Linked DNA regions of Mus musculus: region 2 is linked to region 1. The links are chromatin loops, found by intact Hi-C in ENCODE. Cell type or tissue: left cerebral cortex. All regions are shown on one strand. Links, peaks and the distances in the headings refer to the core of each region. The heading gives the core; the rest is flanking DNA.

What was found. Peaks named below come from ENCODE experiments on the same cell type or tissue, not always from the same donor. Only the 100,000 strongest peaks of a DNase experiment are listed, where the experiment ranks them.
Region 2: a loop joins it to region 1, with 9 times the contacts of the local background. A loop is called at or near these places in 2 of 42 quality-filtered maps.

Annotation. Positions count from the first base shown.
Region 1 is chr9:66,260,297-66,272,006 of GRCm38, reverse strand. Dapk2 (death-associated protein kinase 2) reads right to left here. Exons shown (of 12, transcript NM_010019.3): 10 at 3,239-3,328; 11 at 3,057-3,140; 12 at 1-380. The coding sequence ends at 300. Among named protein-coding and RNA genes, the nearest start is that of Gm39364, 35 kb to the left of the region's middle. In left cerebral cortex, for the core only: a CTCF peak has its summit at 2,946; DNase peaks (open chromatin) are centred at 5,037, 5,802, 6,171, 9,056 and 2 more places; H3K4me3 peaks cover 815 bases; H3K27ac peaks cover 1,785 bases.
Region 2 is chr9:66,318,147-66,329,856 of GRCm38, reverse strand. No RefSeq gene overlaps it. Among named protein-coding and RNA genes, the nearest start is that of Gm39364, 23 kb to the right of the region's middle. In left cerebral cortex, for the core only: no CTCF peak of the experiment used is centred there; a DNase peak (open chromatin) is centred at 7,189; H3K27ac peaks cover 679 bases.

The sequences.
Region 1 (11,710 bases), core at 2,216-10,215:
TACTCCTTGAGATCCATTTCCTTAGTCCACACCCAATTCCAGCTTCTGAGGTTAGCAGACAGATGAAAGCCAGTTTTCTGGAGAACTACAAGCCAGAGGAATGCTGGAGGTTCCCCACCGGGAGACAGCCACAACTCCCAGGGTCTCCGGAAAGTTCTGAGTCCTGCAGACTCCTCTCTCTTGCAAAGTGCTCAGGAACACAGAATGTCTGGATCCTGATGTCAAGCAGGGTCCGGGAGCTTGCACAGCAGGGCGGCAGGAACTTGGACCTCCCTGGCAGCCACTGCAAGCTGGGCCAGTTAGGAGGTACTGCTCCTCCTCCGGGGGTGAAGGGCTTTCCTCCTGGCGATGTTCTCCTCTGTGTCACTCTCGCAGTTCCTCTGGGGAGGAGAAAAAGAGGCCCAGGGCAGGGCATCATCAGATGACATGAATGAAGCCACACTGAGCACCCCACGCTCAGAGAGGCAAGCAAGGGGCCGATAAGCTGGGAAAGTGGGGTGATGTCAAAGGAAGCCCTCAGCTCCATCCAGAGGCCTCTGCCATGCAGGAATAGGAAGGGGACTTGAAATGGGACCAAACTAGCTGCCTTGGGGCCTCCTCCTTGGAGTATCCCTGGGGAAACAGGTACCAGGAGGGGCCCAGTTATAGCAGTGAAAATGCCATCTGGTACCATTTGTGCCAGTCAATAATCAAGGCCTCTTGGAAAGGTAGTTTGTGGGACACTGGGTCCCCTGAGCTCAGTCTATGGGGAAGTGGTTGGTCTTTCCCTAAGGTCGCAGGCCATCATTTCAGGCTCTCCACCTCCGCTGGTCTCCACCAAGCCTTCAGCAAGCTTCATGCAAAGCAATCTGAAGGGAAAGACTTCTGAGTTCCACTTTCATGAAAGTGGAACAAAATGTAACCTGTCAGCTCCCACACAGCTAAGGCAAGCTGGAGCAACCACCTGGATGTTACAATGTCTTTCCAGTCTGGTCCCACCAAGTTAAACTAAGTGTTAAAATCACTATTAATGTTGGAAGGGGTTTTGTTCTTATAAGGTTTTAAATTTTTTGTCTGTCTGCCTAATTAGACATGCACACACACACACACACACACACACACACACACACACACACACACACACACACACATATATATATATACTATGCATGCAGATGCCCATGAAGGCCAGAAGAAGGAGTTGAATCCCCTGGAATTGGAGTTACAGGTAGTTGCGAGTCACCATGTAGGTGCTAGGAACCAAACCTGGGTCTTCAGCAAGAGGAGGAAGCACTCTTAACTACTGAGCAATCTCTCCAGCTGCAGTTAATTCAAACTATTAAAAGAATAATTTGGATTTTTAAAAGTCTAAAAATGTTTAATTTCTATGCTTTCTAAACAGAAGGCCATGTCATCTTTCTAAAAACATTATTTTAAGGAAGGTTCAATAGGAAAAACCATATAACATGTAAGTGTCTGAGTAAAAAATGAAAAACAAAAACAACAACAAAAAACTGTATTTTGCACCATGAAAAAGTTAGAAATTGAAATATTTTTACATCCCTTTCTTCAACAACATCACATCAAGGCAAAAGGTCCAAGATCTAGGTCCATGCCTGCTGCCTGTCATACATCCCGCAGGCAAGCCTGAGCCAGTGGGAAATCTGAGGTCAAGATCAACTTAGCCAATACATCCTGGACCAACTCTGACTAGGACAACAAAAATAACTCAGGCTTTGCTGAACAGCAACTTTTTAGAATGAGTCAGAACCAAACAATAAAAGAGTAAGCTGTGTAAACTCGCAGGTGACAAACAGGGATCCTCAGAGCCTGCCAAGTCAGTTCCCTTTATAGTCCATGAGGCTGGTGGCCAGAAGAGGGACTCAGCCACAAAGGCCTCTGGAGCTACCAAAGTCCTGGCAAAAGCAGGAATAAACAAGAGCTCAGTCTATGGAAAAAAGACCCCTGAGGACGTGTTGGGGCTCCGGGGAGTACAGGGATATTCTGGGTGCTGGGGTGCAGGCCCAGTGCTAAGCAGCTTCAGTTTACACAGGGCGGCTGCAGGCAGTTGCTTTCCAGGCCTTTGCTGTGCCTGGAATATATGAACTATATATGAATATATAAATTTATACCTTCTGGACACTCCTGTTCTCTCCACTCAATCATGAGGGAGAGGCTATCTCAGGGAACCCCTACCAACTGAAAAGCTAATGCTGATGCCCATTTCGAGAACTACAGAAGGATTTTAAGCAGCATTAAGGATTGCTAATACACACTGAGCACTTACCCACCAGGCATTGGAGACAGGTCCTCATTTACCCTTAATCACTACCCAACAATGTAACAAGTATTATTACCCCCGTTTTACAAATAATGACATTTTGGAACAGAGAAATTAAGTAACCTCTTCATGGTCACACAGCAGGGAAATGGCTGATCTGAATTCTGGAAAACTGGCTTTAGAGGCCACCCTCTTGATGAGTATATTCCATTATAAGTCTCTTGTTTTAAACATACACTAAAAGCCCTGGGTTCAATCCTTAGTACTATGAAAACATTAAATAAAGAAACAAAAAAACTATAATAAGTATAATATATCATCAAATGCTGCTGATATAGGCAGTCTAAGACAAAATAGGGAAAGTTGGGAAAGGTATAAGAAAGCACCCATTGTACAGAGGAGCTAGGATTGTCTGAAATGGACTTTTTGAGGTGGCATGGTTTGCAGTAGGGTCTCATGTCACCTGTACCCTCCTGCCTTTACCCCCTAAGCGCTGGGATTATAGGTGTGTACAATTATACTTGGCCAGAATAAATTTTGGATGATCTATGGGGCCTATTTCCACAGTTCTCAGGGTCTACTAGCCCTCAGGAAGGGGTGGGAAGGGGAGTGGAATGGCAACTCTTAGGAAGCCCATAGGAAAGGGTTCCTAATGGTCCCCCTGCTGGTCACACTTCAGCCTTCAGGGCAGAAGAGGACAAGGCTTACAGAACAGGCTAGAAATAGTTAATATCCTCCCCCTCCACACCTACAATCCAGGAGCTGTGCCCAAGCAGAGGGCTCTGCATGTACTCACCAGGTCCTCGCTTGTCCTCAGATGTACCTTCTTCATCAGGGAGCGAGTGAGGTGGTTGCACAAGGAGACGATGCTGAAGGACAGCTGAGGGAAGAGAAGAGAGGACTGCTAGCTGAGACGGAGATCTGGGGAGAAGCAGGGAGTCCCTAGGCCCCTGCCCTTCACCCCAGGCCCTGACGTACCTTCCACCGCCTGCGGACATACTGCTTCTTAAAATTCTCCAGGTTGACCACGGACTCTCTGCGTACCATAGCTTGCTGGGTGTCCACCGGCTGAGAGAGAAGACAGCGTGATGGTGTCAACTGGGCTTCAAATGGCAGTTACCCACTTCCCCCACAGAATCCTGGACTGCACACTGTCCCTCAGCCTGCCGCTGACCTCCTTCTCCAGCAAGGCATGCAGTGGGAAAGTCACAGTAAGGGGGAAGCTACAAATGTCTCGCTGCCCAGAAGGTATCCTGAATGTCTCTGAGCTATTATTACCACAATGTAGTACATGTATATACAGAAAGAGAGGGGGAGGGAGGGAGGGAGGAAGGGAGGAAGGGAGGGAGGGTGGGAGAGATGAACGGACAAACAGATACACACACACACACACACACACACACACACACACACACACACACACACACAGAGAGAGAGAGAGAGAGAGAGAGAGAGAGAGAGAGAGAGAGAGACTAACATGACTACCATTTCTAACTGAGAAAAGCTAGAAGCAGCAGTCATCAGTATCACTTTGTGGAGGGGGTCATTTTATGGCAGGGAGCACTAGGCTGGCTCTGGCTTTGGTGAAATACAAGCCTATTGGCAGGTATGGCACTGCTGATACTCCTCTAGTGTTAGAAATAGAAGGAAATAGGAGCCTCGATGGGGCAGGGGCTGGGGGTGTAGGGTGTGGGGGAAGACAGACAGTTGTCATTCACTGCCTGGCAGTCAAAACACGTACTACTCTTCCAAAGGACCTGAGTTTGGTTCTCAGCACCCGTGTTGGGCAGCTCACCATTGCCTGTAACTCCCTGTAGCTTCAGGGGGAGCTAGTGCCCTAGCTGGGTTCTGGGAATAGGACTCGGGTCCTCAGGAAGAGCAGCAAGTACTATTAACTGCCGAGTCACCTCTCCAGCCCCAAGAAGGTCTTCCTTCTGGGCTAATGAACATGTTCTCGGATTAGAGAGTGACAGTGATGATACAATCTTGCAAAAACAAAAAGAGCCACCGAATTGCACAGTTTATGACATATTCATTATGGAAGTAAAATTAAGTGTGGTGTGTGTGTGTGTGTGTGTGTGTTTGTGTGTGTCCAGGCAAGCAACAGTTCCAAGGACAGCTGACAGCTTTGGTGGATTCTCAAAGGGCCCTGTGACCCAAGAACAACTGCCCAGGCTGATCCCTCAAGCCGGTGCAGATGTTCCCTTCCTGTTTTGACAGCCTGTGATGCTGTCATAGGTGAGAGCTAAGGGAGGCCACCCATAGGCTCTTCGGAGCTTGTCCTACCTAACCACATCAGAGCACAGCTCCACTCTCACTTTCCCTCATGGGTACCAGAAGGAGGCCAGTGCACACAACCATCCACACAGCTTTGGGCCTGGCATCTGGCAGGAGGCCCATGCCAGGGATACCGTACCTCATACTCCCAAATATTTCAAATCCTATTTTACACATCGTTCAAGAAATATTGCTGATTCTGATATCAGCAATATCATCACTAGATATCATCACTAGAGCCTCAAACATTTCTTTGTTGTGTGTGGAACCCTTTGATGTCAGCTTGGCCTCCCACAGCTGGGAAGCAACCTGTGGACACTGGAATTTGCTTCTGTCCTTGTCTATACCACCAGGCCATTCTTCCCTCCTCCCCAAGCCAATAATACTACTCCTGCTTACTAGTTGTGTGGTTGAACTGAGTCCCTGAGCTACTGACAAGACCAACTAAAATGAAATCCCAGGACCTGGGCCAACAAGATGACTCAGTGGGTAAAGGTGTTGCTGCCAAGTCTGATGGCCTGAGTTCAATCCTAGGTTCCACGTGACAAAAAAATCATCGTCTGATCTCTACATATGGGGCACTTGTATGCACATGTACACACACACATACATACACACACACACACACAGAGCAAACAAATATAATTAAAAAATCCTAAATCCAGGCATGCTCACACCCACCAATAAGAGGCCCAGGGCACTTTGATCAGCTATCGTAATACCATTTGGAGGTACAATTCACTCAGCTATAAATGACCTTTGAACCTAATTCTGGTAAAGTGTATTTGTTTTTCATAAGGAAATTTGAAACACTAGACTCAGGGAGAAAAAGGACTTATTCTTATGTACTTATTGATGGGTAGAAGAGAAAGGGCTGATTCCCAACCCTGACCCCCAGCCCCTATAGCTGGAGAAACCACCTGCAGAAAAAAGGAAATCCTATTAAGGAAAACACCACTTCCTTCTGGTTCAACAGTGTCATTCATAGCCCAGAGAGGGCCAGATGAAATGTCATGTGGAGCTGTGCCCAGGGCCATCAACAGAAGGTGACAATTACTTCTAGGGCCTCTCTCTATGCTACACATAACCACACGAGTTCCAAGGAAAAGGCCACCTAAGCTTTGAATCTGTTAGGCTGGCCTTCCCTCGATAACAGGCTCCTTGGTTGCTAAGAGTCTCTCAAAAGGCTGATGTAGTCTCAGTCTGGAAAGTCAATGGGAGAGAGAGGTTCTGTAGCGAGCCCAGAAGGAATGTGGCATTGTTTTGGTTGAACAAACTGTGCCAGCTTCTAGCTCTTCCCTCTTCAAAAAGACAGTGAGTGTCCATCTTCCGGTCTGTGGTCTGCCTCTATCCAGGGAGCCCAGGTCATTTTGCCCAGGCTCCCAAGGATGTTTGGTGTCTTGGGAGGAAAAATGTCGAAAAGGGAGGCAAGAAAACAGAAAGCTGAGGTAGGATTCAGATTTTGTTTACACAGATGCAAATGTCTCTGAAACAGCCCAGGGGTGTGTCCTTGGGTGTGAAGTGGCACCCCAGAGCAGGGAGAGAAAGCAGCTGTAGCAGCCACCCTCATGATGTGAGAAAGGAACTGTGGGCTTTACAAGAGCCACCCCCTCCAGCGATTTTTTTTTTTTTCTCTCTGTCTCGGGCTTTCCATAGGAGCTGCAAATAGACTGTGGTTTTCAGGTCTCCATCTGTGCCATCCCAAAAGCTGCATACTCCACAGAACACCAGGAGCACCCACTTTCTCTCTCCTGTCACTCTGGGCCTGGTAGACTTCCCTCCTCTCAGCTCAAGTCTTCCTCCAAGGGGCACCTCCTCCCTTCCTTTTGCTGGCTGGGCCTTGGCCCCTGTTGGCAAGCACCTATTTTCCCAGGAAGATGCAGGTGAAAATGTTGTGAATGAACCCATCTCCTCCAGCCTGGGTGCTCAGGAGCTCACCCCGCAGCCACCCACCACTGGGAGAAGTGTAGATGTTCCTCTCCGAGCTTGGTCTAGCCTCATTTTTCTGGTAGTTTTAGGACAGAGACACGGACATTGTTCTAATCCTCTTTACCAGGCCTTTCTGTTTTCTGAGCAATTTTTTTTTTTTTTTTTTTTTTTTTTTTGTCTCTAAGAAAAACTTCTCCGGGGGCTGGAGAGATAGCTCAGTGGTTAAGAGCACCAACTGCTCCCCCAGAGGTCCTGAGTTCAATTCCCAGCAACCACATGGCGGCTCACAACCATCTGTAATGGGATCTGATGCCCTCTTATGGTGTGTCTGAAGAGAGCAAGGGTGTGCTCATATACATAAAATAAATAAGTAAATCTTTAAAGCCCAGCACACACCTTTAATCCCAGCACTTGGGAGGCAGAGGCAGGTGGATTTCTGAGTTCGAGACCAGCCTGGTCTACAGAGTGAGTCCCAGGACAGCCAGAGCTACACAGAGAAACCCTGTCTTGAAAAAAACCACAAAAACAAAAACAGAAAAACTTTCCAAAACTCTCCACCACCACCACCCCCGCCTCCCCACCCCACCCCCATTCCCTTAAGAGAATGTAAAGGTTTCAACTAAATGCCACGTGTGAACTCTGGTTGGGTCCTAATATGAATAAACCAAATAGATGTAACAGACACCCTTGTCACGTGAGGGTGGATTAGGTTTATGGAGGAGACAAGGAATCACTGATGTCCTCAGGTATAATGATGACACGATGCTTACACAAAGAAGACAACTCAGTTGGTGAAGCGCTTGCCCCACAAGCATGAGGATTGGAGTTCAACCATGAACCCATGGAAGAGTATGGGCACCTGTAGTCACAGTGACATGGGAGGAGGAGACAGGTGGAGCCTGGCCTTCCTGGTGAGTATCCAGGAGAAAGGACTCTACCTCAAACAAAAAGCAGAAGGCACCCGAGAAAGGTCTTGCAGGCTTGTGGACACATACCCATAATCCCAGCACTTGGCAGCTAAGGCAGGAGAAGTGTGGATCTGAGCCCAGGCTGGACTATAGTAAGATGTCTACAAAGTGTGTGTGTGTGTGTGGGAGGGGGGGGGTGGTAGGAGATGAACGAGGTGAGGGCCATGGACTGGCTCCCTGCTGGAGCAGGTGTGACACACATAACTCAGCGTTCCATTCCTCTATACTTGAGCATACACTTTGAGAATTTTCCCTTTAAAAAGTTACAGACTCCTTTTAATCTCTGTACCCTTTCTTTTTCACCTTTCACTCAATTCCAAGCTCCTGACCCAATCTGGGCACAGATCTCCAGATTCTACCCAGTACCTTCCTTAAGGACACAGGAGGAGGCAGGTGTCTCCATGAAGGGGCAGCTCCCCAGATCTCCGCAGACTCTGTTGTCCTTCATGTACTGCCTTAACCAGAAAACATCTCTACTGTATTGTATACCTCTCACTCAGCCATTCTTAGCCTGTAGGTCATGACCCCTTTGGGGGTCCAGTGACCTTTCCACAGGGGTCACCTAAGACCACTGGAAAACACAGATGCTTACGATTCATAACAGTAGCAAAATTACAGTTATGAAGTAACAACAAAGATAATTTTATGGTGGGGGTGTGGGTGTTACAACATGAGGAACTGTATTAAAGAGCTGCAGCATTAGGAAGGTTGAGAACCACTGGTCTAACTGATAACTTACCAAGTCTCTCCCACCTCCCGGTTGGTTGGATCACATTGGTCTGATACTGAATCTTTTTTCCACTTTGAGGTATTTTCAAATATGTTTTTATTAGCATATATTAATTATATTTAATAAAGGGTTTCATTATGACATTTTCAGACATGAACATTATGTATTTCAATCATATTCCTACCCATTAATCCTTCTCCACTCTTTCACTAATCCCCTTCCTCTTTCCAACTAATGCCTCTCGTGTGTTTGTGTGTGTGTGTGTGTGTGTGTGTGTGTGTGTGTGTGTGTATCCCAGTGAGATTCATGAGGGTTGTTTTCATGAGCCTGGGTGGGTTTACCAGTGGCTACATCATTAAAGAATCACCTCTCCCTATCAACCGTGAACTAAGTACACTGTACCTCTTATTCAGGGCTGCCATGATCTTATCCCTCGCCTCGCCCTAGAACCAGAGCACAGTGGGGGTTTAGTCAACTGAACTGACCCCTCTGCGACTCCAGTATGCCCACCACTAGTTTTAATCTTCAGTGCCAAGAGCTTTCCCCACAGGCCAAGAATTTCACAAAGGAGAAAAGCCATTCATCTCCTCAGACATTTCTAAAAGGTTTGACAGTGATGAGGTGGTTATGTCTGGGCGCACAACCACCTCTGACTGGGCTGTGGGAAGGGATGCTACCACTGTCATTGTCACCTCAGGAGGAGAAGCCGAGGAGGAGTCTCTGGTTCTTCCTATTCTGATCACTCTCCCTGCTCTGCTCCAACTCTTTCTCATCAGCCTTTAGAATCTGCAAACATACACAGGGCAGCCATGGCTATATCTGCTTCAGGATAGGACAGCTTCCTGCCCATGGACCTGCCTCCCAACTTCCTTAGGAACTGCTTTTCAGGGATATGTTACACACTCTCCCACCCACCTGACAGACTCAATGATGTCTGAGCTGAGCACGAAGCCAAGCTTTAATTTAAAGTCTGGTAAGTCAAAACTCCTTCATGAGGGTCCGGGAGACATCTTAGTCAGCAAAGTGCCTATTGCACAAGCATGAGGATCCAAGTTTGATCCCCAGGTAAAAAGCCCAGCTCAGGGGCGTGTACTTGTATTCCCAATGCCTTGGAGGCCAAAAGCGGCAGATCCCTGAGGCTCAATGGCCAGCCAGCCTGGTCTAAGTTGCCCCAATGAGAGACCCTGTCCCAAAAAGCAAGGTGGATGAGCCAGATGTGATAGCACATGCCTTTGATCCCAATGCGGAGGAGGTAGATCTCTGTTGGAGGCCAGCCTGGTCTGCATAGTGAGTTTCAGGTCTGCCAGGACTATACAGCCAGAAAAATAAAGCCAAGGAAGATTTGCTCCAGAGGAATGACAACCAAAGTTAACCACTGGCTTCCACAAACATAAACATATGTATAAAATGTACCCATATGCATATGTGTAACCCCATATATAAGTATACCCTTCCTAAATGCAGAAGATCCTAGTGGTGGCAGAGGCTCATAGAGCAGTATGCTGTCCCATGTTCCCGGCTCCCTTCCTCTAGGTCCTATGAGGCACTCTACTCCCTGTCCCAAATCCTGCCTTGACAGTGCTGTGCTCCAGGTGGCTATTAAAATGCCAGCTGTGAGCCTGTGAGGAGCAGGTGGGTTCACTGGCTGCATTCCCTGCATAGGTCTCTTCAGACACCCCTGTACACCAGGTTGTGATACCTTAGGAGAAAGGAGTTTGTGTGTCAGGCGACATAGGAAAGTCACAGTCTTCTCTAAGTTCCCTGAAAGCCTTTGGGTACTTTTCTCAGTTAACTTTGTCTTTGTCCAGCTAAGGGTCTGGTTATGAAACAGCTAAAGGAGACACTGTCACACTCATGACTGAACACAGAGGACAATTACACTGCACGGAAGGAAACCACTATGGCTCTGTGCCAGCCCAGAGGCTGACCAGCTGTGTGACCTTGGATGAGTGCTGCCCCATAAACTGCTATAGAGGGAGAGTCCTGGGGAGGTCCCCTCTGAGGACCCTCTCAGCATGAGCAGAGTAGCAGATTTCCACCAACCCAAGAAAACCAGCTCTCCCTCCCTTCCCCACCCTCCCTAATCAAATCACAGCCATCACTTAAATTGTACTGGCTAGTTTTGTGTCAACTTGACACAGCTGGAGTTATCACAGAGAAAGGAGCTTCAGTTGAGGAAATGCCTCCATGAGATCCAACTGTAAGGCATTTTCTCAATTAGTGATCAAGGGGGGAAGGCCCCTTGTGGGTGGGACCATCTCTGGGCTGGTAGTCTTGGGTTCTATAAGAAAGCAGGCTGAGCAAGCCAGGTGAGGCAAGCCAGTAAAGAACATCCCTCCATGGCCTCTGCATCAGCTCCTGCTTCCTGACCTGCTTGAGTTCCAGTCCTGACTTCCTTTGGTGATGAACAGCAGTATAGAAGTGTAAGCCAAATAAACCCTTTCCTCCCCAACTTGCTTCTTGGTCATGATGTTTGTGCAGGAATAGAAACCCTGACTAAGACATAAATCTTCTTGCATTTACTTTGGCGTTCAAAGAAGGTTCACCCAGCATGTTTGCACCCATGGCTTTTCTCATTTTAGGAAACCCAATATAAATGTCAAGGTCTGCTGATGCACCCAAAGGGACCTTTAATATTCATGGTGTCTTGTCCTAAAAGAAGTATGTGACATCCCATGACAGGGCACACAGGACTGCAGAGTCATTTGTCTTCAGCATAAGGCACAGGGTTCTGCAGTCTTTCCTTCATCCCAGGATGTGCAATGTCAAAGACATCATAGCACCTCCTAATCAATGTGGCATCCCATCACTGTGGGCCTGGAGTGAGGCAGGTCATCTGGAGAGAAGGCTGCACAGCTTCAGTGAGTCAGGTGGGGTCACCCAGCCTTCGACTGTGGGGCACAGCAGTCCATGCTTGAAGTTCTTCTGGCTCACACTGATGTGGTCCAAACCCAAAGAGCAATGTTGCAAAGGCAGCTATGCCTCCTGATCCAAGTTTTTCCATCTCTCCCTAGGGTCAAAGTTGGGCCAGGTGTGTTTGCCACTCTCTTCTGCGTGGTGGTGCTGTCTCACGTGTGCCCTCTCCCTGTGCATCTCCTAGAAGACTGCCCATGATAGGATTTTTTTTCTGTCTTAATTGTCCATAAAATAATCATGCATCTTAAAATTATGGTTTCTTATATTTGACTAAAATGGTATTGATTACAGTTATTATATGTGATATTTTAAATGATCCAGCTTGCTAATTAAAAAAAAAACCTAATAGGATTCTAGAAAATGACTTTATTAGATCAAAATCTGGTCTGTGCTGCCCACTGAGAGTTTCTCCTTCAGCACTAGCCCAAGATCCATTAATGGTTTCTGGTGACCCTAGGATCAAAGGCAGAACTCAACATGCCAAAGCCCTGCTGGCTCCGCTCTTCCTCAGCCCAATCTCCACTGTACAGACCCTGTTCTCTCCACTGTACACACCTGCTATCTACACTATACACACCTGCTCTCTACACTGTACACACCCTGTTCTCTACTGTACACACCTGCTCTCTA
Region 2 (11,710 bases), core at 2,392-10,391, 58 kb before region 1:
CTTTATTACAGTATTTTTCTTTGAAGCAAAAGCAGTAAGTTGCCTAAGCATCCAAATCCTTACTGTTTTCTAAGGTTCGGCAACCTCTCCAGGCGCCTCTTACCACTTCCTTCTGCATGTTCTCAGCTTTCAGGGTCAGCCTTCAAGGTCAGGTGGTGCCAGGCATTGAGTCCTGAGAAACAAATCCACAAGAGCAGTGTTCATTCCTCAGGGGGCCTGATGCAGTGTTTGTACCACGGAGCACTACAAGCACTGAGCTGTTTCGTAATTGCATTCTTGTGTGCCTTAGTGTTAAACGATGGGCCTGTTCTCCTCATAGGCTTCTCAAAGGGAAGGTCCTGATAGCTTACGCTTTTCCCAGCATGCCATACCATCCTAATACCTTCAATATAAACTCCTGTATATGGCAGATACAGATATATGGGATCAGCCAGTAAAACTTCATAACAGAATCTGCATTTTGTGGGGTGTACCAGATCTTGCCATTCATCCTGTAAGTCGTGTACCCAGGGAATCAATCGTGGGCACTATTCTATATTTACTAACTGAACTCTTGCTCTCAACTGCCAAGGACAAAGTATGCTAACCCAACTCTGGGTCTGGGTCCATTGTTTCTCTCTATTGTGTGCTTTCATCCTTGCAATCAAATGTAAGTGCCTAGGAGTTCCTGGAACCATCTTATAATTAATAAATCTTTAACTTCTCTACCTTGGTGCAAACAGGGGCGTAATGGGGATTCTTGTGTAGGAGTAGGTAGAGTTATCACCCTGTGTGGTTCCACAATGGCAGAGACTTTTTCCAAAGAATTGTTTTGTTTAGAGAGACTGCCATTGTATACATTCACATTGTCTACCAAAGCCCGTACAAAACTCCCCAATGGAAAAAGCATAAGGAAACTCCCATAATGCATAGTGAAAATCATCAAAGATGAAAGTAAAAGGATGCTAGAGAATTGTGGTCCAAGTTGTTGATATGCTGGAATTTTGTCAAGCAGCAGTGGTCAGTCACCATGAAGTCCACACCAGTGATGCATATGCTAATTTAGCTAGTCAAAATATCATACTGTACAGGATAAATACATATTATTTTTAGACCTTTTTTCTAGATTCCACTATGTCAAAATAATGGTTTCATTGTGGCATTTTCATATATGCATATAATTTTATATCTAAAGTGAACATTTTTGAAAAAAAGAAATAAAATAAGGATAGGTGCTGGTTCCTGTTTTTGCATGGTCTACACCCACTTTAAAGGCATAGCAACTTCTCTGGCTGTCAGTCATACTGCCCTGTCCAATCCTTGCCTAGAAAAGTATGTGTGTGACACAGGCCTAGACAACTGCTACCATTATCTCCAGTTCAATACCTATTTATCTCACAGTGGGCATGTGACCCATAGATGTCCAAGGACAAAGTATACATAATATTTACATCAGTTGCTTTGTCTGCCTCTGGCATTGAGTGTTAAAAGGACCACAGGAGTCTCACCAAACTATTGTCCAGTCTTCTTCCCACATGGACAGACCAAATAATGAAGCCATATAGAGGAAAGGAGAGCCAAGGCATGGAGAGACATATGGCCTTAGCAATATTTTAAGTATATCATTTGAATCTAGCCACTCCAAAAGTTAGTGTATTTTACTAGTTATTAAACTAATTCATTTTTAAGAGTCAGATTTTGACTATTTACAATGTAGAGTCCTAATTAACACAAAATGTATTTTTTTTTAAAGAACTCACAGTATGTGGTAGTGAATATCTATGACTCCAGAACATGGGAGGCTATAATCTAGAGTTTGAGACTAGCCTGGGCTACATAGCAAGACTGCTTCAGAAAAAAAAAAAAAAAAAGACAGACAGAGAGAGACAGAGACAGACACACAGAGACAGACACACACAGAGAGAAAGGATATAGGAAAGGTAAAAGATGAAGGGAAGGGAAGGGAAGGGAAGGGAAGGGAAGGGAAGGGAAGGGAAGGGAAGGGAAGGGAAGGGAGAAGGGGAAGGGGAAGGAAGAGGGGGAGGGGAGCGGGAGGGGAGGGGGAGGGGAGGAGAGGGGAGAAAAAGGCTCAGGGGGAGGGGGAGGGGAGGGAAAGGGGGAGGGGAGAGGAGGGGAGGGGAGGGGAGGGGAGGGGAGAAAAAGGCTCAGGTATGGTGATACACACATGTAATCCCAGCACTTGGGAGGCAGGGGAAAAGAGAACACTTTCCATTCTACAAGGGCATCCTCAACAACACAGCAAGTTCAAGACCAACCTGGGCTACATAAGACCGTGTTTTAAAATCTCAAAACACAGCAAACAAACAAAAAACAGAAGACAATGTAGAAAAGAACTACTACATAGAGGTAAAGAAATTGTGGAAATTTCTCTTTCTCTTTTTTAAATTTTGCTTATAATGTCATAGCTTTATGGTTTCAGAAAAATTGATTTAAAGGAGAAAAATGGTCCATACCAAAAGCAAACTGACTCCATTTCAGGGTTTATATGTATGTAGACCTGGAGATTAGAGGTTTGATAAATAGCAAACAACTAAGGGGCTGAACTACAAATCAGATCTGCCTCCTATAAACTCAGTGATAGAAATTCTCCTTACTCAAAGGAAAAATATCTTGATTTTAAGTGTAAATAAGATGTATAATCAATCTGTACATTTTATTCTTAATCCATAGTAACAGGCTCTAGGGATCAGGCCAAGAGATCTTTGAGGGTTACTAGTCTACTAGCCTCACAGTTCATACTGAACTACAAAGTTCAAAGCTCAGAACAAAGCCAATAAGTTATCTCAACAAGAGGCTTGCAGCCGAGCCCAGTGACCTAAATTCCATGCCTGGGACCCACATAGTGGAAGAGGATTGCCTCTTGCATACTGTCCTCTGACCTCACATGTACATGGTAGCCTATGTATGCACACACACACATCTACACATACATATAAAAAATAAACAAAAATGTAGTAAAACATTTTAACTCGAAACATATATCAAAACGTTACCCACAATTCCTCTGTCACTCCAATACACTCACTAATATGTCTTAATTCTAGTTCTTCATACAACTATTAAATATTAGTATTTCCTAATTTTTTCTCCTTACATTTTGTCACATATCTAAAATTATGTCATTTTATATCTAATTGTTTACTTGTTATATTCAGAACACCTTCCTTGAGCTGCCACACAACCCCTGTGTGTGGCTATGTAATATTCCACTAGTAGGTTTGTTATTGTTGACTTAATCCTGTTGGTAGACCTTTGGGTTGTCATTGAGGAAGTTTCACATTTATACATAATTAGGCAATCGATGAACATATGTCAGCAGTGCTTTCTAAATTGGGATTATTTCCTCAGGACAGATTCTCAGAGGTGGGATTTCAGAGCTGAAAGGAATACTTTGTTTTGGACAGACAAACAGTGACTTGGTGTCACATGTGGTGACAGAGAGTGCTGAGTGCCCTACAGCCACCAATTATTTTCACCCCAGGGGGGAACACTCAAAGACCTTGCAAATGTCATCTCGCTCATTTTTCATGTCTTGTTTCTGTCTAGGGAATCTTTTAGGATGTTTGTTTGCACACTCTTTTTTAAGAGGGTTGTTTGTTTGTGTTTGCTTTTTAATAATATGCCCTAACCCAGAGCCCTTTGCATTCTAAGCATGTGTCCATCAAATTTCACCTATCACTCCTACTTCATACTCTGGGAAATCTTACATTTAGTTGCCATGTTTGAAATAACCCTGAACTGTCATGATTTCTCAGATCTATTCTGATCAGTAATAACTGAGTTGGCCAATGGACAAATTCAATGATTTTGCTCAAAGTTATATAAAGTTAGAAATTAAGGGTTTATTAATTGATTAATTAATTAATTTATTTATTTATTTATTTATGACATGCAAAGACATGCAAATGCCCATAGAGGTTAAAAGAGGACCCCTGACCCCCTGCAACTGAAGTTACAAGTGGTTCTGAGACACCTAATGTCTGTCTGTCTATGCTGGGAACTGAACTGTGTCCTCTGCAAAAGCAGTAAGGGCTGTTAACTCCCGAGGAATTTTCCAGCCCCTTCTTTCCTTCTTATCAGACAGGACTGTAAGCAGCCCAGGCTGCCTTCCACCTCACTAAGTAACTGAAGACGGCCTGAACGCCTGACCTGACTCCCAAGTGCTGGGAATGAGGGTGTGTACCTCCATACCTGGTTTAACTTTGAATTTTATTATTTGTACAGTTTTGAGGGACAGAGAGCCCCAGCACTGTAACAACTGTCATGGAGTACTTCTGAAACAGCTGAGCATACCTTCCTTGTCAATTGCAGCCATGGTAGCTGAACCTACCAAGAAGATGCTAAAACTGTCCGCTGCCCTGACCTCTGGAGGAAAAGGGCCCCAACTATCCAGGCCTTATCAAGTAAGCAGTCTGTGACTGCTGTGACTACAAGGAGAGGCAAAGTCAAGCTGGCATCAAGACGATGGCTGCATCTGGTCCTAAGCAAAATCTATGATCTAAAAAGGAGGCTGAGAGCACAGTGATGCCGCGAAAGTTAACCTTCGCGTCTCTGTGCTATAATAGCTATGATATAACAACTTAAGGATATATTTGTCTTGGCTCACAGTTTCAGGATCATCCTTTCATCCTTTCAGGGTGGGGTGAGGGTGACAAAGACCAGGAGCTCACATCATGGCCTCCAGAAGCAGAGCTAAAAGGAATATAGGAAGAGACCAGGGCAAGATGTATCCTTGGGACACATCTCTGTGATTCTCTACCGTCTTCAGTCATAGCCCATCTCCTAAAGCTTCTAGAAATTCCCCCAAAGAGCACCCAGCTGGAGCTCCAGGCTTAAACACATGAGCTCGCTGGAGGGTGTTCCATATTCAAACCATAAGAGAGACTGGTGACAATAGTAATTAACATCTACCAAGTAATTTGCTCGCATTCAGGCAGTGAGCCGTGGGCTCCTTAAAGGGACCCTGAGGGGATCTGTGTGTGTGCTACAGTACACATGTGAAGGTCAGAGAACAACGTGTAGAAACCCATTCATTCCACCACTCAGGGCCTGGAGATGAAGGTCAGATCCTTAGTCTTGGCAGCAGGCATACTCATCCACACTGAGCCACATCTCTGACCCTAAAACTGTTTGCAAAATAAAGAAATTGAGCCAAACATGGTGGTGCATGTCTTTAATCCAAGCATTTGAGAGGCAGAGGCAGGTGGGTCTCTGTGAGTTCAAGATCAGCCTTGTTTATATAGCACATTCCAGAACTTCAAGGGTCATGTAGTAAGATCATGCTTTTGTTGTTGTTGCTGTTGTTTAGTTGGTTTTTGTTTTGACTTTTTGAGACAGGGTTTCTCTGTGTATTCCTGGCTGCCCTCCAACTTGCTTTGTAGACCAGGCCGTGCTCCAACTGACTGGAATCCTCCTGCCTCTGCATTCCGAGTATTGGGATTAAAGACATGACACCACAGCCTGACAAGATCATATCTTAAAAATAAATACTTAAATACATAAATAAATAAAAAGGGATTGAGGTTTGTTTTTTGGTTTGGTTTGGTTTGGTTTGGTTTTGGTTTCTTGAAACAGGGTTTCTCTGAATAGCTCTGGCTGTCCTGGAACTCACTCTGTAGACCAGGCTGGCCTTGACCTCAGAAATCCACCTCTCTCTGCCTCCCAAGTGCTGAGATTAAAGGCATATGCCACCACTGCCCGGCTGGGATTGAGATTCTTAAGCACTTTGTCCAAGGCCATACAGCTAAAAGAAGCAAACCCAGACTGTGCACCCAGGGCAGTGACAAATTCCTATACCACCAGTACTTGGAGGGCTGAGATGGGAATGCTAGAGTGTAGCTATATAAGTGAGCTACACCATGTAGTGAGGCCCTGTGTGAAATAAACTAGGATGGAATGCTAGAATCTGACTCCAGATAAGAATTCTATTGGGGATTCCTCAACCCTCAATGCTGGGGATTGAACCCATGACCTCAGAGGGAGCAATGAGATGGATCAACAGGTAAAGACCCATAATACTAAGCATGAAAACCTTTATTCCAGGCCAGGACCCACATGGTAAAGGAGAGAACTGACTCTGGCAAATTACTGTCTGATGTGCACCATGGAGATATGCACCATGGTAAATGTGTGTACTCCCACACCTGTTTGGGAATGGTTTTGTGCACTGTATATTCAGATACTGATTTCTATGCCCAGACATCTGGTTGCAGTCGGACAATGGCACAGTGGAGCGTCTCTCTGGTCTCTGTGTTATGTAAAAAATTATTTTCCATTAACTCTGATCAGTTGTTAAAGAGTTGGTCAGCCAATTAGCTGGGCAGAAGAGAATAGGGCAGGATTTCCAGAGAAATGAAATCAGGGGTTACCAGAGAGATGAGAGCAGAGAAGAAGAGGGAGAAGAAGTGGAGAGACCATGTAGAGAGACCAGAAGGATTCACCATGAGGTCTCAATGGGAAAACAAACATGAGAACACACCTGGACCAGAGTGAGCCAAGGCAAGACTCAGTTGCAGGTACAGAATCATTTGGCTGGGTAGTAGCAGCCTAGTCAGGTTAGAATAGATCAGAATCTGACCAGCTATTAGTGCTTGCAGCTTGTTAATAAAAATAATAGGTCTCTGTGTCTTAATGCAGGAGCTAAAATGGGCTAGAACAGGTGTAGAAATGCCCTGAAGTTATTTTGGTAGCAAAAGGAGCATAGAAACCCCCAAGAATTACATTTACACACACACTCCCACACACATGTAAATGTATGTGGACATGCACACCCCCTCCCACCCATCCCACATACATAGAGGATAAAAATAACCTTGTGAATTCAAGGAAGAATTCTACCATTGAGCTCTATCACCATATGCCTACCCCTCTCTTATTATTGTTTCTTTTAATTTTGAGGACATGATCTGGCTAAATTGCCCAGCCTGGCCTTGAACTTGTGATCTTCCTGCTTCAGCGCCCTACTAGCTGAGATGACAAGCTGGTACCACCAGCCCTGGCTCAGAGGGTGATTCATAACCACCATATTAAGCAGTATTTCATGCTAAAAATACCTACAACATATTGTCTTAGTGTGTTACTCATTGAGACTCAGTGTTTTAGGGAAAAGCAATCTGGTGCCTTTTTTATACATTTGAAGAAAAGGAGGCTCCTGAACAATAATGGGGCCTTGGGAGAGAATCACAGAAAGGAGGTGTTTGTACCTTGCCCACACAGTGTTCTGCTCTGTGGTTTGCTTTCTCAACTGGAAAATGCCATGAGAAAAATGGCTGTAATTAGACTCTGGGTCCCAGTTTATCCCCCAGGGTACAGGACAGGCACCTTGAATTCTGGGCTCTTGCCATGTCTCTACACTTGCTTAGTAATGCCCTAGCTGGAATCCAGGCCTGGCCCAATGGCTCAGGGCCAGACAGAGAAGCGCAGATGGAGCCCTTGGCTGGGGATTTGGCATTAACCCGTCAGCCAAGAGGCTACAGCACCAGGCACGGGCACTCTAGTAGAGATGCGGGCAGGTAGATGCAGATAGCAATGTTCTCAGTCTCAGAGGTCTTCAGGTTGAGAAATAAGTCCCACCAGAAGAGCTGGTAGGTGTTGTAACTTCCTTTCTGATGCTATCTTCCCTCATTGCTGTGGCCGTTTCTGTTGATCCTTCCCAGGTTCTGTACTCAGCCTACCATGCTGTGGTATAGTGGTGAGGGCAACAGTAGCCATAGTATCATAGGAATAAGAGTGGGAGGGGCAGTAAGAGCGATAGCAATAAAAACATCTACTGTGATGATCTGTAGAGCCCTTCCTGATTTTTCAGGTGCTATATCTGGTTCCTAGACTGTTGGGTTTGCCTTGCTTTCCTTATTGTAGTGTTGGGACTCAAACCATGGGCGAGTAACGCAGAGCTAAACCCTCAACCCCCACCTGAATTACCTTAATCTTCACAATCTCCCTGGGCAAGGTAGGTATTATACTTCCATACTTCCAGAGACAGGGGAGTGAAGTTCAGATGGGATTTGGATCAGGTCTGTCTATCTTCAAGGCCCATACTTCTTCTTCTTCTTCTTCTTCTTCTTATTATTATTATTATTATTATTTACTTATTTATTTTTATTATTTATTTATTCCATGAATAGTTGGGGGGGACCAAGCAATTTATATGTCTTGGTTCTTTTTCCACTATGTGGGTCGCTGGGATCAAACTCAGGTGTAACTGCCATCTTCACTTCTATAGGAGACTTTTTTCTTCTTTCCAATTATCAGGTTGTTGGTTGTCGTAAAAATTGATTGTAAGTCTCCCCAGTTGTTTTCTGTTTTGATGACAAATTACCATGACTTGAATTGGCTTTAAATAACACAAATTTGTCATGTCCTGGAGTCAGAATCATGGTCTTTACTACTCTGTGGGTTTGTTGTTGTTTCATTTTCCTACCCTTTGTCTCCCCATCCCCCCATTTACTCCCATCACTAGATAGGAGTGAAAGAAGAGTAAAGGGGAGAGAGATAACCCTGAATCTAATGTCTTTCCTTTTGTTTCTTCTTTGAACACGACTATTAACAAAGTGCAGACAACACCCCTAAACAACCCACAAGCAGCAACCTCACCTCGCAGGGCTCCAGCATTGATACACCCTCTGAAGATTTTCCAGAATTCCAAACATCACACAATCCCAGAAACTATCTGCAGCTAGCAAAACCACTCCTCTGCTAGAGCTTGAGGCAAATCATAGCTGCTACAAAGCAGACTCATAGCCTCACACCTGGGATGAAAATGAAAACATATTCTTAAAAATATTTCTGTGGTTGTTTTTTAAATGAACACTACACACACACACACACACACACACACACACACACACATCTCCTTAGCTCACCCCCAGCAACACACCATCTCCAACAAAGTCACACCTTCTAATCCTTTCCAAACAGTTCCACGACTAGAATTCAAGTGTTCAAGTACATGAGCCTATGGGAGTCATTTTCACTCAAGCAACCACAGTTCCCATCACAACCAAAGGCATCTTAGAGGTGGTGCCCTGGAGGAGTGGCAAGTGGCAAAACTGGTTCAACCTTAAAACAGTAGGACAGAAAAGATTTGGGATCCTAGCCAGAAGCCCCAAGTTCCTCTCTGCATAATATCTGCTAGAATTCAGAGACTAAACCCAGTGATTTTTAAAATGTACCTTGGAACCAGGTGGTGGTGGTGGTGGCACATGCCTTTAATTCCAGCCCTCAGGTAGGACGTCTGAGTTCCGGGTCAGCTTCGTCTACAGAGTGAGTTCCAGGACAACCAGGGCTACACAGAGACACACTGTCTTGAAATTACAACAAATTTACAACAATAAAAAATACCTTGGGGCTGGGAGTAATGATGTATGACTTTAATTCCTAGCATTTAGGAAGGAGGAAGAGTTCTAGACTTCCCTTGTATAGACAAAGGAGTTCCAGACCAGCCGAGGTTTCATAATAAGACCCTGTCCTTATTATGAGCCTGGTAAGGTGGGCCAACCAGATAAAAGTATTTGGACTATAGTGCTCAGAACTCACATTAAAAAGCCAGATTCAGGGATGTAAGGATGAGTCAGTGGTTAAAAGCACTGGCCTCTGGGCCCAGAGCCCACATGGTAGAAAGAGAATTGATTCCCATCAGCTGTTTGACTTCCACTTGCACACTGTGGCACAATAACAAAACAAAAATAAATTTTAAAAACCACGCAACTTGCCAGGCAGTGGTGATGCACACCTTTAATCCTAGCACTCAAGAGGCAGAGGCAGGTGGATCTCTGTGAATTTAAGGCCAGCCTGGTCTACAGAGTGAGTACCAGGACAGCCAAGGCTACACAGTGAACCCTTGTCTAGGAAAAATTATGTATATATTTTTATTTTATATATATATGAAATTCATATATATATGAAATAAAAATAAACAAAAAAAATACCTTAGTGCCCATGCCATTCCCCCCTGACCCTCTGAAGCTGGAACTGTCCCAACTATAGCAAGTCTCTGAACTGTCTCACACTTCTCCGTGGTGGTGTCTGTCCACCTCTCTGCTTTAAATACTCAAAGTGGTATTTGCTTTTAGCACAGACATTGCCTATTGTCTTTTAGCTGTCACATCAGCCCCCTAGTGCTGTCCAAGCAGCCCTGTCCTTCCTTAGATTCAGCCTTCATTTCTCCATCTAAAACCTTAGGAACTCATTTACAAAGTTTCCTTCCTTCCTTCCTTCCTTCCTTCCTTCCTTCCTTCCTTCCTTCCTTCCTTCCTTCCTTCCTTCCTTCTCTTTCTCTTTATCCTCTTCCTTTTCCTCTTCCTCTTCCTTTCTCTTTCTCTTTCTCTTTCTCTTTCTCTTTCTCTTTCTCTTTCCCTTTCCCTTTTCCTTTCTCTTCCTCTTTTTTCCTAGTCCCAGCCCCTCTTCTGCTTAGAACCTCCAAAAAGAGCTTTCTGTGATCCACAAAGGTTAAGAATCAAGTTCATGGTTGACAAGATGGCTCAGGGAGTAAAGGTGGTTGTACCAAACCTGATGACTCCATGTGATAGAAAGAGAGACCTAATTCCCAAGGGCTGCCACCTGACCTACACACACACACACACACAAATAATTGTAAAAATATTTTAAAGGGTCATGTCCAGTTCTATTTAATTTAACATATATTTAGCATCTAGTATTCATTTATTCATAAAGAAACTACTGGCTAACTGAGCACTGCTCTTTTCCAGTATTGATGTAGGATCAGGGGATATAGCAGGAACAAGACAAAGCCTTTGCCTTCTCAGAGTTTGTGATCTAGGGTAAACATGCAAATGATGTACCCATTAGAAGCACATTCCTCTATAGTATATCAGATCCTGGTAAGAGCTACAAAAAAAAAAAATGAAGAGCTGGATAAAGACAGTGATGCTCATGAAGTCATGGATTATTATATTACAGTGACAATGACAGTCCCTTAAGGTGGGGCAACATAAGAGCAGGGACCCTCGGACACGTGGACAGCTGGAAGGGATTATTCCAGAGAGGGAATAGAAAATACAGAATGGGGCCCAAGGTAGAGTAACTTAATATATTTAAATACAGCAAGAAGATAGGGGTGGTTGGTGAGAACTTGGGACTGAGTGCAGTAGGATGAGGAAAGACATGGGAGAGTAGAGAGAAGTGACATGGGACACTGTAGGCTAATGTCAAAGACTCAAGGATGATGGGTGGGTTTTGAATAAATGAACCTGAACTGGCTCACAGGTCTAAAAGATCATGTTGGTTGCTAGATTATCAGTAGAGGGACTGAAGGTTTTGCCTGTGCCACAGAGCACAGCACTAGTAAAAACTGAAGCAAAGATGCCCACATGAACAACCCAGAAGACTAGAGGACTAACCCAAGGATATCTCAGGATGCCTTGGACCAGACTGGACATGGTAGAGTGGTCCTCAGAGATCAGATACCAAACATTTTACAGGAAGAATTAGCAGTCCTGCTGATAAGAAGGAAGATGATTTGTGCTATTAAATTTGGGGACCTGGGAAAATGTAATTGTCCTTTATTGCTCTGGGAAAGGCTGTAGAGAGGGACTTGGACAGGGAAGAACACAACTCTGGTTTGAGGAACTGTGGAAATGAAAATGTTTGCCAGCCAATTATATGAATGGTGTCAAGCAGGCAGACAGGAGTTTCTGGAACAGAAGGAGAGATCTGGGCTAAAGATGTAAGTAAAGCTGAGGGTTTTCAGAGA